Linked DNA regions of Homo sapiens: region 1 is linked to region 2. Evidence: read pairs that join two places in POLR2A ChIA-PET (ENCODE). Cell type or tissue: PC-9. All regions are shown on one strand. Links, peaks and the distances in the headings refer to the core of each region. The heading gives the core; the rest is flanking DNA. Region 1 overlaps MRTFA (myocardin related transcription factor A). Region 2 overlaps SLC25A17 (solute carrier family 25 member 17).

Region 1 (2,807 bases), core at 274-2,773, 320 kb after region 2:
AGTTTAATTTTATGGATTTCTTTCTTCCACAGAGAAGACAAATTTTGCTGCAGACTTTATCAAATTTTATTTTTAAATTTTTATCTTTTTGAGTCAAATAGCTAAAATTTTACATCATTTAGGACTGAAGAGTGAGAATTTACTGTTTTTTTTTTCTTTATCCATAGAAAACTTGATACATAAACATTTGAATAAGCTTCAGATTGTTTGTCTATCTAATTATCTATCTATCTATAACCCAACCCATATGGTCTAATTTTTAATCACCTTTCTATTCCCTACTGCTTCCCATAGAAAAGGGCCAGGTGTAGTGCCTCATGCCCAATCCCAGCAAAGCCTGTAATCCCAACATTTTGGGAGGTTGAGGTGAGCGGATCACTTGAGTCCAGGAGTTTGAGACCAGCCTGAGCAACATGGTGAAACACCATCTCTACAAAAACAAACCCCCAAAAAGCAAAAATTGGTCAAGCATGCTACTGTGCGTCTGTAGTCCCGATTACTCAGGAGGCTGAGGTGGGAGGACTGATTGAGTCCGGGAGGTCAAGGCTGCAGTGAGCCATGATCGCACCACTGTACTCCATCCTGGCGACAGAATGAGACCTATCTTTTTATTTTAATTTTAATTTTTTTTTTTTTATTGAGACAGTCTCACTCTGTCACCCAGGCTGGAGTGCAGTGGCACTATCTCGGCTCACTGCCAGCTCTGCCTCCTGGGTTCATGCCATTCTCCTGCCTCAGCCTCCCGAGTAGCTGGGACTACAGGCGCCCCCCACCACACCCGGCTACTTTTTTGTATTTTTAGTAGAGATGGGGTTTCACCATGTTAGCCAGGTTGGTCTTGATCTCCTGACCTCGTGATCCACTCGCCTCGGCCTCCCAAAGTGCTGGGATTACAGGCGTGAGCCATTGCGCCTGGCTGAGACCCTATCTTAAAAAAAAAAAAAAAAAATTACTTTAGGTCTGTCATAGTAGCTCACGCCTGTGATTCCAGCACTTTGGGAGACTGAAGCAGGAGGATTGCTTGAGACCAGGAGTTTGAAACCAACCTGGGCAATATAGTGAGACCCCATCTCTACAAAAAAATTTTTTTAAAATTAGCCAGACGTGGTGGAGAGCGCCTGCAGTCCTAGCTATTTGGGAGGCTGAGGTGGAAGAATCACTTGAGCCCAGAAGTTTGAGATTACAGTGAGCTGTGATCCTGCACCACTGCATTCCAGCCTCGGCAAGAGAGTGAGATCCTGTCTCTGTGTTTTGTTTTTTTGAGACGGGCTCACTCTTGTTCAGGCTGGAGTGCCGTGGCACAGTGGTGGCTCACTGCAGTCTGGGTCAACAGGCATACACTACAGGCACACACAACCAGATGTTGTCTCCCTGTGTTGCCCAGGTTGGTCTCCAACTCCAGCTCTCAAGTAATCCTCCCACCTTGACCCCCACAAAGTGCTGGGATTATAGGCACAACCCACTGTCCCTGGCCTAATTTAATTTTAAGGAAAACAATTTTTTGTCACTTTTGGTTTGCTCTAGAATGACTACCCTATTCCAAGTTTTGAATCTGTACAACAAAGTTGGGTGCAGAATGTCAGCATCAGTGATACCAGCAGGGATTAGCAAATGAGATTCAAGGCTGCCCATATTTTCTCAGTGAATGGGCAGAACTAATGCAATAAGGAAAATGCTGTTCTTGGTGCCTTTAACTTTGGAAGGGAGTGTTCAGATGGCCCTACCTAAAAGTGCTAAAGGAAGCACATTCCTAGTTTATCTCCACCCTGTTCAGGCATCTGGTGCAAGTGCATGCTATGCCCAGATCTTACATGATGGAGTTGGTTGCACATTGCTTTATAGATCCTCAGGAAAGAGACTGATGACATTGAAGTAATTGGCACTTTGAGATCTGTTTGCCACCATTAGAATAGGAGGTCACCTCAAGGGGGGAGATGAGCAGCTACCCAAAATGAAGTGGTGAGCTTCAGATTTTTGAGGATGTGGGGAATAATATTTATTTATAGTTATTAATATTTTTATTATGACTGTGGCATAAATGTGATATAGTAGAAAAAGCACAAGCTTTGATATCAGGCCAACCTGTGTTTGAACTCTGGCTCTACCTGTTACCACTTGTGCAGCTTCTTCATCTATGAGATAGTACATATCTCAAATAGCCATTGAGATGAAATGAGTCACCGTAGTAGTACTTCTACCCAGTGACAACACAATGTAAGAGCTAAACACATTAGAGTCCTCATTTCTTTTTTTTTTTTTTTGAGATGGGAGTCTTGCTGTGTCACCCAGGCTGGAGTGCAGTGGTGCGATCTCGGCTCACTGCACGCTCTGCCTCCCGGGTTCCAGCGACTCTCCTGCCTCAGCCTCCCGAGTAGCTGGGACTACAGGTGCCCACCACCACGCCCAGCCAACTTTTTGTATTTTTAGTAGAGACGGGGTTTCACCGTGTTAGCCAGGATGGTCTCGATCTCCTGACCTTGTGATCTGCCTGTCTTGGCCTCCCAAAGTGCTGGGATTACAGGCGTGAGCCACCGCGCCTGGTCAGAGTCCTCATTTCTTCTATTTTAGTTTTCTTTTCAAGGCAAGCCTTTTCTCAGTGCCTTTGCACTTGCAATTTCTTATGTCTGGAATACTCTCCAGATCATTTTTATGGTTTGTCATATTATTTAGGTTTCTGTCCAAGAGTCATCGGTCTCTTCAAAAGGGCCTTCTCTGTGTACCCTATCTAAAATTATCACCACCCCTGTCACTCTCTGTTCTCTTGTTCCACTATATTTTTCTTCACATAATGTACTCCCTGAAATTAT
Region 2 (2,807 bases), core at 5-2,504:
TTGAGAACTTCTGTAGGAGAACAATAAACAGTAGGAGTAGGAGTCAGAGATCTTGGTTGTAACCTTGCCTCTGCCACTCTGGCTTTGGGCAGACCCCTTAACTACCCTGCCCCATCTCCTCACTTCTCAGCTGAAGGGACTCCACTGCTTCAAGTGCCAATATAGTGTAGGAAGTCACTTATTCTCCCAACACTGAATGGTTAAATGCTGTGGGGGTGGGAAGATAGAGTGTTGTAATTAAAAATGTTTTGAGTGAGATACAAAGAAGGGTGTCTCTTGGGAAATAGATTGTTTAAAATTGTAATTGCTGTCAGCGTTAGAACTCCCACTCAGATAGATGGTTAGAATTCTGTGGGACTCAAAATAATGGATTTATTTTATGCCTCTCGCACAACAGTATTGTACATTGTGGTTATCTTCTCGGTATTTTGTGCCTTCTAATTTTATGTAAGTGAACAGACAGTCCTCAGGGGAAAAAAATGAGTGTTTATGTTAAGATAAATTTAATTCAAATTCTGAAAAGTTATATGCTTATACAGCTTGGCATAAGACTCACATATATAACAAATAATTTTGCTTCAGGTAACAGCTGCTTATAAAAACAGTCATCTTTGTGTTTGCTTGGCTAGGAGACAAATATAGCAAGTCCCTGAGGTATAGAATGCTGTGTTCCAAATTTACCTTTAGCATTTGGAGTACATTATTATTATTATTATTTTTTGAGATGGAGTCTTGCTCTGTCACCCAGTCTGGAGTGCAGTGGCGCGATCTCGGCTCACTGCAAGTTCCGCCTCCCGGGTTCATGCTATTCTCTTGCCTCAGCCTCCTGAGTAGCTGGGACTACAGGTGTACGCTGCCACACCCAGCTAATTTTTTGTATTTTTAGTAGAGAAGGGGTTTCACTATGTTAGCCAAGATGGTCTCGATATCCTGACCTCATGATCCGTCCACCTTGGCCTCCCAAAGTGGTGGGATTACAGGCATGAGCCACCGCACCTGGCCTCTAATTTTTATTTCTATATTAGTAATTTTTAAAAAGTTTTAATTATAGTAAGAGCGTGAGTTCTGTAGTCAGGCTGCCTATGTTCAAATACTGATTCTATCACAAGCTGTCTGACTTTAGGAAAATTGCTGTACCTTTTGGCATCTGCTTCCTTGTCTATAAAATAAAGAGAATGATAGTGCCTGCTTCACTGGGTTGTTGTGAGGATTAATTTTTTTAATTGAGATATAATTCATACAACATAAACTTATTTCAAGCATAGTTCAGTGGTATTTAATACATTCACAATGTTGTATAACCACCACCTCTATCTCATTCCAAAACATTTTGAATAGATAAAATGTGGCATATACACACAATGGAACACTCAGCTATAAAAAGGAATGAAGAATTTGTATGTGCTACAAGATGGGTGAACCTTGAAAGCATGATAAGTGTAAAGAAGCCATGGCCGGGCATGGTGGCAATCATCAGTAGTCATAGCTACTTGGGAGAGTGAGGCAGAAGGATCACTTGAGCCAGGAGTTCAAGGCTGTAGTATACAATGATTGTGCCTATGAATAGGTACAGACAGTACTCCAGCCTGGGCAACATAGCAAGACCCCATCTCTAAGACAAGAAAGGAAAAGCCGGTAGCAAAAAGTCACAGGTTACATGATTTCCTTTAGAGTAAATATCCAGAATAGAGACAGAAAGCCGATTAGTGGCTGCCAGGAACTGAGTGAAGGGGGAAATGGGAAGTACTTGCTTAATGAGTATGAGATTTTCTTTGGGATGATGAAAATATTTTGGAACTTTGGTACTGGTTGAATAATATTATGAATATATAGAATGGAATACTTTAAAATGGTTAATTTTATAATATGTTAATTTCACCTTTTTTTTTAAGCCCCTTGAGCAATTAGACTGGCAAAAAAAATCCTCAGACAACCAAAATAGAAGAGCCTTCATAACCCTGTAGGTTTTTAATCTTCTTTCTGGCCCCAATGGATTTCCCTTACTTTCTTGCAAGCTCAGCTAAGCATTTAAAGGATATTTGTTATATATATTTTATTCGACATTTCTAGGTATTTTGCAGCACGTTGTCTAGGCTACCATATTGCTGGAAATGGAAGCCTACATTTCAACTTTAAATATTTAACCCTCACATTTACACTTACGTTTTCTAACAAAGCCTAAAAGAAATCCATACATGTGTGTGTATGTGTGTGTACCCTTTCCTTTAATTGGTTAAAACTGGTCAGCTTTTAGTTTCCTCCCCACTTCACAGCTTTCCCCCTGCCTCTGCCTATCTGTTTACTGCTTCCAGCCTCCAGGGATTGTAGCAAAAAAGTGGAATGGGTTTCTGGCAAAATATGATAATGGTTAGCTTTCTGGGCACAGAATTTCCTGTTCCAGCTGGGTGCTCCAAGTCACCTTTGGCATGTCAGGTTCCCATACTCACAGTTACTAGCTGGGACTGGTACTGCCTGTCTGGTATTACTGTGGCACCCAGTCAGTCAACCTGAAAGCTGGCCCAGGGCTTCCTTCTGCTTCCCAGTGTTTGTGTCCACAATTTGCGTAATAGTAATCCGGCTGTATTAGTTTTCTATTGCTGCTGTAACAAATGACCAAGACTTAGTGGCTTAAAATAACACAAATTTATTTTCTGTAGTTCTTGTAGATCTGTAGATCAGACTGATGTGGGTCTCACAGAGTTAAAATCAAAGTGTCAGCAGAGCTGTATTCCTTTTTGGAGACTCTAGGCCTGCAGCCGTGTCCAGCCCTTTGAATGCGAGGACTTTTTTGCTTATCTGGTGTGGCG

What was found. ChIA-PET counts read pairs that join two places held together with the same protein. Peaks named below come from ENCODE experiments on the same cell type or tissue, not always from the same donor. Only the 100,000 strongest peaks of a DNase experiment are listed, where the experiment ranks them.
Region 1: POLR2A ChIA-PET joins it to region 2 with 5 read pairs; 3 of 35 experiments call an interaction of 5 or more read pairs at or near these places.

What each region holds. Positions count from the first base shown.
Region 1 is chr22:40,481,515-40,484,321 of GRCh38, reverse strand. The region is part of intron 3 of MRTFA (myocardin related transcription factor A); the gene reads left to right. Among named protein-coding and RNA genes, the nearest start is that of MRTFA-AS1, 39 kb to the left of the region's middle. In PC-9, for the core only: no CTCF peak of the experiment used is centred there; DNase peaks (open chromatin) are centred at 1,731 and 2,181; H3K27ac peaks cover 1,339 bases.
Region 2 is chr22:40,805,663-40,808,469 of GRCh38, reverse strand. All of the region lies in intron 1 of SLC25A17 (solute carrier family 25 member 17), which reads left to right. Among named protein-coding and RNA genes, the nearest start is that of MIR4766, 6.9 kb to the left of the region's middle. In PC-9, for the core only: no CTCF peak of the experiment used is centred there; no DNase peak of the experiment used is centred there.